Regions from separate parts of the Homo sapiens genome. Here region 2 is linked to region 1. Evidence: chromatin loops called from intact Hi-C (ENCODE). Cell type or tissue: endothelial cell of umbilical vein. All regions are shown on one strand. Links, peaks and the distances in the headings refer to the core of each region. The heading gives the core; the rest is flanking DNA. Region 1 has its middle 420 kb from the start of MEAT6. Region 2 has its middle 500 kb from the start of MEAT6.

Evidence for each region. Hi-C counts contacts between places; a loop is a spot of excess contacts. Peaks named below come from ENCODE experiments on the same cell type or tissue, not always from the same donor. Only the 100,000 strongest peaks of a DNase experiment are listed, where the experiment ranks them.
Region 2: it touches region 1 in a loop (3-fold over the local background); 2 of 110 quality-filtered maps call a loop at or near these places.

What each region holds. Positions count from the first base shown.
Region 1 is chr6:164,396,171-164,401,564 of GRCh38, reverse strand. No RefSeq gene overlaps it. Among named protein-coding and RNA genes, the nearest start is that of MEAT6, 420 kb to the left of the region's middle. In endothelial cell of umbilical vein, for the core only: no CTCF peak of the experiment used is centred there; DNase peaks (open chromatin) are centred at 2,734 and 4,914; H3K27ac peaks cover 432 bases.
Region 2 is chr6:164,320,016-164,325,409 of GRCh38, reverse strand. No RefSeq gene overlaps it. Among named protein-coding and RNA genes, the nearest start is that of MEAT6, 500 kb to the left of the region's middle. In endothelial cell of umbilical vein, for the core only: no CTCF peak of the experiment used is centred there; a DNase peak (open chromatin) is centred at 2,649; H3K27ac peaks cover 1,813 bases.

The DNA.
Region 1 (5,394 bases), core at 250-5,249:
CAACACATTGAAATGTGTGATATATAGCTAAAGCAGTCCTTAAAGAGAAATGTATAGCATTAATTGCTTATGTTAGAAACAAAGGCCTCCAATAAGAAATCTGTGCTTCTACTATATGACACTAGAAACAAAAAGGCAAATCAAATCCAAAGTAAGTGGACAAAAGGAAATAATAAACATAACTGGAAATTAATAAAAGGAAAACAGAAACACAATAAAAAAGAATGAAAGCAAAAGCTGAATCTGAAATTATGTACCAATTGGGAAAACTAGACAGATTGACTATGAAATAAAGGTAGATACAAATTACCATTAACAAAAATAAAAGTGGAAACAAAACTACAGACACCATAGATATCAAAAGAAGGATAAAAGAATTTTAATAGGGCAAAGGCAAATGACCAAAACTCACTCAAAAAGAAATAGATTAATAGTCCTATATATTCTAAGGAATTACAAATTATACCTTAGAACATTCCAATAAAGAAAGCCCTAAGCCCAGATTGTTTCACTGTTTAATTCTCTCAAATATTTAAATCCAAATTTACACAATTTCTATCAGTGTGTAAGAAGGGAGAGAATACTTCCCAAGCCATTTTTTAGATCATAGCAAAACTAAAAGCAAAGACATTATAAGGAAAGGTTACTGCAAACCAATGACACTCATAAATGTAGACATGCAAAAATTCAACAAAATATTAGCAAATTGAATTCAGTGATATATAAGAATATTAATCTTAACCAACTACATTTATCCCAGGTGTGCAAGGCTTAATTCATACTTTAAAAAAACAATCAATGAAATTCACCATGGTAAGAGAATACAGCATAAAGGGAAAACAAATGATCATCTCAATTAAGATATGAAAAGCATTTGGCAAAATTTATTCTCCTTTAATACTAAAAAACAAAATCTCAGCAAACAAAGATTAAAAGGAAACTTCCTTAATCTGACAGGTATCTCCAAAAACTATAGTTAACATCACACTCAGGTGAAAGATTGTTTCCTGAGACAGCACGAGGCTACTAATCTCACCACTCCTATTCAACAGACTGCAAATCATAACCAGTGCCCTAAGGCAAGTAAAACAAATAAAAAAATAAAAGGCATATCAATTAGGAAGGGGAAAATAAAACTGTTTCTGTTTCTAGATGATAACTGCCTATTTCAAATTCAATGGAATAGCTACAAAAGAAGCCAAAGTTTTTCGAGGATTTAGGATGCATGGTCAGTACACAAAAAGAAATTGCTAGAGACTAGTAATGAATAATAGAAATTTGAATTCAAAAACAACCATTTAAAATAACTTTAAAAATAAAATAAATAATTGAGGTAAAAAATATGAGTATTTATATTGTAAAATATAAAACTGTAGAAAAAAAATTTTTTAACTAAATAAATGGAGCTAGATACTAAGTGTCCATGTATTGAAAGACTAAATTTTCTTCAATGTTAATTGAGATATAGATTGATCAACTTCAATGAAATACCAGGAAAACCTCAGCAGCCTGACTTGAACATATCAACAAGCAAATGCTAAGATCTCGGTATAAAAAATAAAGAGGACCCCAAAAAATTTTGAGAAAACAAAATTAGAGAACTTCTATCATCAGATTTCAAAGCTATTTGAATGTTACAATAATCAAGACAGTATGATATTGGGGGTAAGAATAGATTTTAGATCATTTAGACAGAATGGGGAGTCCACAAAGAAAGATACAGAAATAGTCAATTGATTTTTACAAATGTCCAAAGACAGTTCTGTGGAGAAGTAATAACTCTTTCAAAAAGTAATGCTGGAAAGTTAGAAGTCCAGAAGCCCAAAAAACAGAAAGCAAGCAAACAAACAAAGCCTCTTAATTTTTGCCTCATATTAATACAATTTTTAAAATGAATTATAAGCCTAAATGTAAAACATAAAACTACAAAACTTTTAGAAGAAAATACAGGAGAAATATTAGATAACCTTGGGCAAGGGAAAGGGGTTTCAAATATGACTGCATAAGTGCTTAGCATAACTTTTTAAAAAACGTATTAGCTGTTTTTTAACAAAATTTAAAGTGTTGGTTTTGCAAAAGAGACATAATAGCATGAGTAAACTAGCCACAGACTAAGAAAACATTTGCAAATCACATCTCTAATCTAGAATTCATATCTAAAATCTATACAGAACTCTCAAAAATCAACAACAGAAAGCCAAACAACCCAATTAAAAAATATTTAACCAAATAAAGTATATTAATTGTAAGCAATAATATAAAAAGATGTCTCACATCATTAGTCACTAAGGATATGCAATCAAAATCAAAATAAAATATCACTAAGCATTGATTAGAATGTTTAATTTAAAAACAAAAAGCAAAACAAATTACAAAAGAAGAAGCTGCCAAACCAATTCACTGGAGAGGATACAAAGCAACGGAAAACGGAATACATTGCTAATAGTATATAAGAAGTCACTGTACTATTTTTGCAAATTTTTGTTAACTTAAATGCATTTCAATATAAACTTTTAAAACAAGGAAAGAAAATTTGCTTAACTAATAGCTGATATGGAAAGGATTTCTACATTATAAATTTTAAGGAGTAATGTCAAAGCTAATGATAATAAAACAAACCCAAACAGGAAACCAAACTGCTTCAAAATGATATCCCCTTTAACATAGGAAGAGAGGTCAGAAAAATGTCTTAGTGCTCAAAAGCAGGATGTTTTCTAGTACATTCTTGCTTGCATACAAACTCTCACTCAGGGTAGAGAATACATTGATCGTAGAGAAAAGAGTGATAGTCACTTTATGTACATGTAAGTAAAACACAGTTGAGATTATGAGCCAAAAAATGCATATCTTTTTCAATAGTGTCAGTTTACATGCTTTTGTTAACTTTATGATTCAAGTCTTTATCCAAAGAGCTGTGTCACTAATAATTCAAGTTCACATGATTTATCAAATATGGTATTAAGTTTTTATAAATCATCATGGCCCAAATGAGATATTATTCAGAGATCTTTATGTTTAATGAAATCTCACATAATGTTGAATTGCCTAAACTGTTTTAATTCATGTATCTCACAAAAATGTACTTTGTCATCTAAAACAATAAGGAAATTTCCAGAAATAGAATGCTTCCATGCAAATATATAAGAAAATTAATATTCACAATAATTTTCTATGTGAGTGCTCATTATTTTAAAAAATAGTATTAATAAAAAATATCCTTATTGTTTTCACATCCACACACCCTGAAAAAATGAAAGTAAATAAAAACTTAAAAAATAAATGATTGCTTTTATAAAACTTCCAAGATATTTCCTAATATTCTGTGCTATATTTTTGTAAACAAGTTTATAAAACACCTAAGAAACAAGAAAGAATTTACTATACCAGAAGTGTTTTTTTTTTAAAAGAAAAAAAAGAGCTTAAAAAATAGCTCAACTCCTAAAAATTCAAGTACTGTTGTTGGATCTTCATGTATTATTTAAAAGTACCAGTGAATGCATTTATAAATTATGTTTCTAATGGTAGGCTAATGGAACAAAATGAAAAAAACAGTCAAGAATTGTGTTTTTACAAATAACCTTTAGCTGACATCAATTTAGGCGTGACTAAATACTAAATACACACAAAGTTCGAGTCATAATGACAAGATGCCACTTTATTTTTAAAAATTCTCACCTCCTTTTCAAAAGTAAGAAAAACACAAAAAAATGCCCCTGCAAGTTGCAGATTCCAATGCTTCTTGTTATCAAGAAATTGCAAACCCCGTAGTAAATTTTGAAAATACATTGTTATATTATGCATTTCCTCACAAACTCCATGCATCTTTTGCATTGCATGTGACAGAATGTACATATTGCCTTTGAATCTAACAACATTGGTTCACTCCATTCCTCCCTTTGATGTTACGCAGTAACTTTTATTTTTTAATCTTGTTTTAGTTGCCAAATGTTAATTTATAGTATAGAAATATCAATGTTTTCTTTTGTTTTTAGAAACAGGGTCTCACTGTGTTGCCCAGGCTGGCCTTAAACTCCTGGGCTCAAGCAATCCTCCCATCTCAGCCTCCCAATTTCTCAGCCTCCTAAGTAGCTGGGACTACATGTGTGTACCACTGAGCCCAGCCAATTCGTTTTTGTGTGCTCTTTCCAAAATGAACATTTCTATACCATTTTTAACATATGGCACTAACAATGAAAATCGTCATTGGATCTCATGCCCACAACCTTTTCAAAATCAATCAGGAGCTTTAAGGGGAACATAATGCATTATGTCTCTTTATATTTACTTTGAGTTTGTTCCCATGAGAAGCTGTGGCATTCATCTACAGTAATTTGTACATGCTACAGGATTTGATTCAACACAATTAGAAGATATATGGTAATACACTGATGTGAATGGGTGGTTGAAAGTTGAAATTTAGACAAAAAGAAAGAAGACCAGTAGAGAAGTTAAGAGAACAGATTTAAAAATCAAAAATTCCAGGTATGTAATAAATCAAACTAAAGGAAGTTTTAAAAAGTTGGTCATATTCAACTCAAAAGAAATTTAACTTGAGGTGCGTCGCAGAGAACAATTCTTTTGCCTGATTTATTCTGAAGAGACAAAAAATGTGGAACTGTGTCAAAGCCATCACTTTTAATGTAAATCAGTTTCCTTAGAATAGTGCTATTTAGGCATTCTTGTGCTTATACCTTCTAAAAGTGAGATTGCATGGTTTCAGTTTCACTTTGGATGTAGAAAACTGCAGTAGAACTTTGCTCCCACTCTAACAATGAGTAGCAGCCAGAAATACTATAAAATTATAACTATTTCAGCCCATCAGAGAGCCAAAGCAATCAAGTGAACTGGATTCCAATATGTGACAAGCCCCTCAGAGGGCAGAGGGGCACATAAATTGTTTCCTCTTTTGGAGCAGCAGAGGAAGTGGTAGCAGCAAGCATGATACCAGGCAAGAAAAATGTCTTCAGCAAATGGTTAAAGGAAGAGTGTGCTCCTAAAGGAGTCAGCAACCATTCACCGGCTCCTTTGTGCCTGCAGCTACCACTGAATGCTTATGGGGAAGACTGAAGCCCAGAGCCATCCCAGACACACAGATGGTGAGCAGCTACTGCAGGAGACAGACACCGAACTGTCAACACCGTGGACTCTTCTCTCATAGGAAGCAAATGCCATGTGCTGCTTGGGGACAGCCAGGAAATGCTGCTGCCATCTAGTCTTAGGCCAAGGCCAGGAGCTTCAGGGGAGGGTGGAAAACCTGCACGTCTCCATCTGTTATTCACAATGTAATGTTGATCTGCTAATAGGAGAGGTGTGGGGAAAACACACTCATGGACACAGCCCTGCTCTGAAACAAAGGAGACTTCAGCTGACACTAGACAAGAACAAAAAGACACT
Region 2 (5,394 bases), core at 176-5,175, 76 kb after region 1:
AATGAGTGAATCAATGCTATAGATACCCTGATACAGATAAATATGCTGACTGTAGTAATAACTGTAATATATACACAACAATATATACAAACATTATATATAATAGTATAGAAATACATATACACGCACCAAATATATATATGCCAAAATTGTAAATGTATGTATGCACATATATATACACCACAATATTTCATTGTATTGTATATGTATATACAATGAAATATTAGAGTACAATGAAATATTAGAGTACAATGAAATGTAGAGTTAGATATTGTATTGTACACTGAACATTTGTATATGTGTATACAATGAAATATTATTGAGTCTTAGAAAAGGATGGCTGGGCCCAGTGACTCATGCCTGTAATCCCAGCACTTTGGGAGGCTGAGGCAAGTGGATCACCTGAGGCCAGGAGTTCAAGACCAGCCTGACCAACGTGGAGAAATCCCATCTCCACTAAAAAAATACAAAATTAGCTGGGCATGGTGGCGCATACCTGTAATCCCAACTACTCGGGAGGCTGAGGCGGGAGAATTGCATGAACCCGGGAGATGGAGGTTGCAGTGAGCTGAGATCATGCCATTGCACTCCAGCTTGGGCAACAAGAGCGAAACTCCATCTCAAAAAACAAAACAAAAAAAAGGAGTCACTGCCATTTCTGACAACATGAATGAATCTGGAAGACATGTATAAATATGTTGTGTGTGTGTAGATGATAGATAGATAGATAGATAGATAGATAGATAGATAGATAGATAATGAATACACGCACAATTTCAGTTTATATATACACACCAAAATTGTTTTATTCATTTATTCATTGATGAATTGGTTGTTTCCATATCTTGGAAATTGTTTCTTCTATATATTGGCATAGGTTATTTCTGTGTCTGGTTTATGATCTCACTTATATGTGGAATCCAAAAAATGTCAAATAGATAGAAATAGAGAGTAGAATTGTGGTTACCAGGGGCAGGGAGTGGAAGGAAATGGGGAGATGTAGGTCAAAAGCTACAAACTTGCATTGTATAGGATGAATAAGTCTAGAGAGCTAATGCACAGCATTGAGGACTAGAGTTAAATATTGTATTGTACACTGAACATTTGTAGAGTTAAATATTGTATTGTATATTGAACATTTGCAAGGACAGTAGATTTTAAGTACCCTTAACCACAAAAAAGATGACTGCATGAAGTGATGAATATGTTACTTTGCTTGACTGTAGTAATTATGTGGGTGTGTGTATATATATATATATATATATATATATATATATATATACACACATACATATGCATATGTATTTCAAAACATCATAATGTAAACCTTAAATGTATATAAAAATAACTAATTAAAAAGAAGACACTGGAAAAATATCCTCAATAAAAAACCCCACAACTCACAGCAAATATTTGAAAATACGACCAAATTTTAAAATAAAATGTGAAATATTTAGCCAGGTACAGTGGCTCACACCTATAATCCCAGCATTTTGGGAGGCCAAAGCAGGAAGATTGCTTGAGACAAGGAATTCGAGACTAGTCTGGACAACATTACAAGACCCTGTCTCTTCAAAAAATTGAGAAAATTAGCCAGGTGTGGTGGCACACACCTGTAGTCCCAGCTACATGGGAGGCTGGGACAAGAGGCTTGCTTGAGCCTGAGAGATCAAGGTTGCACCAAGCTGGGATTGTGCCACTGGACTCCAGCCTGGATGGCAAAGCAAGACCCTATCTCTAAAATCTAAAAAGAATTAAAAGTAATAATATAACATATTTTTCTCTAGTGTCTTGAAAAGATTAAAAATTTGACAGACTGGAGTTGCCAAGTATTAATAATGGGTACGTTTATCTTATAGTGAAGGAGTGCAAATTGATATAAACTTTCTGATGAGAAAATTTGAAAAAATGTATTAAGATATAAAATGTTCAGCAATCACATTTCTGGGGCATCTTGTGGAAAAAAAGATCACAAATGGAAATCATTGTAGACAGAAAGATATCCATGATTGTTTTCATAATTGTGAAAAATGTACAGCAAACCATATTTCATCAATGTGAAATTGGTTTATGTGAAACACAGCACAGATATAAAATGGAATAGTATGCAGTCAGTGAAATGCTGATGCAGACGAATTGACAGTGGTTATTTCTGGTGGTGGAATTTCAAGCTTTTTTTTTAACTTTCTTTACACATGCTGAGATGATTGAATTTTTATACTTAACATTTATATTCTAAAAAATAAAAGCTTTACAAAAATCATACTTTTAATAACCATTCAAAGGCTATATCATATTATACTAAATATAGCAGCCAACAGTCCAATATATTGCTCAATGACTTACAAAATAATGGAGATCCTCACTTTGCTAGCTCTTCAAATGTGGATGTAGCCTTAACCTTGAATTAATTGAATGTTAGAATGTAATCTGTGTGTATTCCATAAGGCTAATATGAATTTTATGCCTGCTATTCAGAGTTGTAGTTTCTTTTATTGTGCTTTTGGCAGTCTAAGCAATAATTATAGATATCTCTTATAAAAACCTCTGAACTCCTGCCTGGATTTATAATACTATTCATGTTGATCTGGAATTCTTTTGAATAGCTTTGTACATGATTAACCGGAATAACAAATGAGTCATCGCATAACACACAGTGCAGAAATGAGGCTGTATCTTTTCAGGAACAAGTAGTCCCTATTGCCTTATGATCTGGGGATAGCTACTTAGCCTCTAGACTCATACTCAGTTTCAAAACAAGAATGTTTAACTCGTGTCAAAAAGCTAAGGGTGTTTTGTTCATAACTTTTTTCTTGTGAATGATTTGAGTTTCGACAGAGCTGAATGAACAGCAACATAGTGAATGTTGACCCTGAGATACCAAAAAATCCACATTCAACAGTAGATTTATAACCAGCTTGTCTTCGAATTTTAAAGACTGTAAATAAGGCCGGGCACAGTGGCTCATGCCTGTAATCCCAGCACTTTGGGAGGCTGAGGCGGGTGTATCACGAGGTCAGGAGTTTGAGACCAGCCTGGCCAATATGTTGAAATCCCATCTCTACTAAAAATACAAAAATTAGACGGGCGTGGTGGCGCACGCCTGTAGTTCCAGCTACTCGGAAGCCTGAGGCAGAAGAATCACTTGAACTTGGGAGGCAGAGGTTGCAGTAAGCCAAGATTGCACCACTGCACTCCAGCCTGGGCGACAGAGCAAGACTCTGTCTCAAAAAAACAACAAAAAAAAAAAGACTATAAATAAGGTATATTCAATATAAATCATTGAGCAAGTTTATTTTTGTTTCCTCATCTTGGGGAAATTTGTTAGCTTTTCTGGATAATTCTCAAAGATCCTATGTAGCTATTTTGTCTTACTGCAAAATACCATTATAGTTTAGCCATATGAAAAGTATAGTTTTAATAAAATCCTCTTCAACAATATTGCTAAAACCTTGCTTCCTTTTTTTAGTGCCAATGAGTCAGTTACTGTGTATTATTTCATCAGTGTGTTTTAACACTATTTGATAAAATTTAGACTCATGAAAAATCACGTAGTTCTTACATTCATCCACCATCTGAATTTAGAAGACATAAAAGCTAAACACTAAGTAAGAATCAATCAGAAATTAATATTAATTATCTTCCACATTCATCCAACTGATTCAAATGGATTAATTTCAATGAACTTCCCATTCAGAAGGTTCACGGATGTCTCTTTCATTCATTCTCTTCTGGTTTTACAATTGATCACAATTTCCTTTTGGCCGTTTTGCCAACCAGGTAACATTTCTTGAGAAAAACCTTTCCTTGGCCTTGGTGTTTCTTCAACTGTACCATCTCATGTCATTCATCTCCTGGAAATGCCAAAGAGAAATAATGAATGCTTCCGTTTCCTCACCCCTCTCTGTCAGATGATTAATGCACTCGTAAAGATTAAGTATCATGGTATAGTCTTACCTTTTTTGTTGGAGCTCTCTCTTAAAAGGCTGTTAGTCTGCAGCAAGTCTCTTGTAGTTTTCTTCCACTCTAGTTTCTTTAACACACACCCCCTGGGTTACTTAAGTTTTCTCTGTTTACTTAGCTTCTTTCGCTCTTTTTTTCTGCCTTTGCTTCTTCCTACTCACCCACTAAAGGCATCGATCTCCCCAGACTGAATCCCAGAAACATGCTTTCCAATTCCGTTGTTATCAGCCTTTCCCCAGTTTTTCAAACATTAACTATTACCTACTCCTCTGACTTGCGTGTTTTATTTTTTCATCATGGACTGTTACCAACTATTTCTCCATTGTATCTTTCATGTATTTTATTTTCCATTTCTATAGCCACTAACAGCATTTGTTCATTTATAGGCTTGTACAGAGTTCTAATCATACTAACAATACATTTCATAAAGCTCCAGATTGCTACGTCTCTTCTTCTGAGGCACTTCACAGTCATCTGCTATGAAAGCTCTATGAATATGAGAAAGAAAAACTCTCAATAGTTGAAGTTTACTGAAAATAAATTAAACCCTCTAGTATCAATTATTTTTTAACAAACTCTTTCAAATTCTGGTACCATCTTTTTTTTCAGCAGATACTCTGTACTTCAGCCAAGACACTTTATGGAACAACAATATTAAATTACGCCATCCCCATTCCTAATAGGGGTGTAATTTAAAAATACTGGTCTGGAAAATAGTTGGTCTTACCCTCTACCATCTAACAACTTTAACTCCTTTTGGAAACTAATTTGTCCATAAATAAAATTTATTTCTATTAAAGGTATTGTTGGGAATTTGCATGCACAAGATACTGTGTTTTCAGGGACACAAAAAATACGAATGACAAAAATATTACTATATATGATAGAATTGGATGCTAATAAATGTTGCTATGAAAAAAATATAACTACCAGCTACACCATGTGTTACTAGGAAGACCAGGCACAGGGAAATCCTTCCTAACCCTCAGACATCATGGTACACATAGAAAATAATCATATCATTTCTATTTAATATTACATATTGGTGTCAATGGAAGAGACTGCACATGACCAGAGGTGACCAGCCTGGGAGTTCCAGCAAATCACCCTGCTTCTGGTCACCCAAAGCTGAGGTGATCGATATGTGGAGCCCAGTTGTAGTTACTCAACACACTTCTGCACAACCCACTGCTAACTGGAAAGCTCTGGTGCCGGAGTCCTCAGAAGAATTAATACCATTCCCTTTGGGTAATCATGGAATTAAGATTTGAAAAGCCATTGAAGTAATTTTGTTTTTTATCCTTTTAAGTGCCATAGAAGGAGGATAAACCCTCTGGTGAGTAAATATTCAGAGTAAATAAAAAGCAAATTATGTTGGCAAAGAAGGGAGTAATTTTCTGGATTAAGGAAGATTTGGTTGCTATTTGCTCA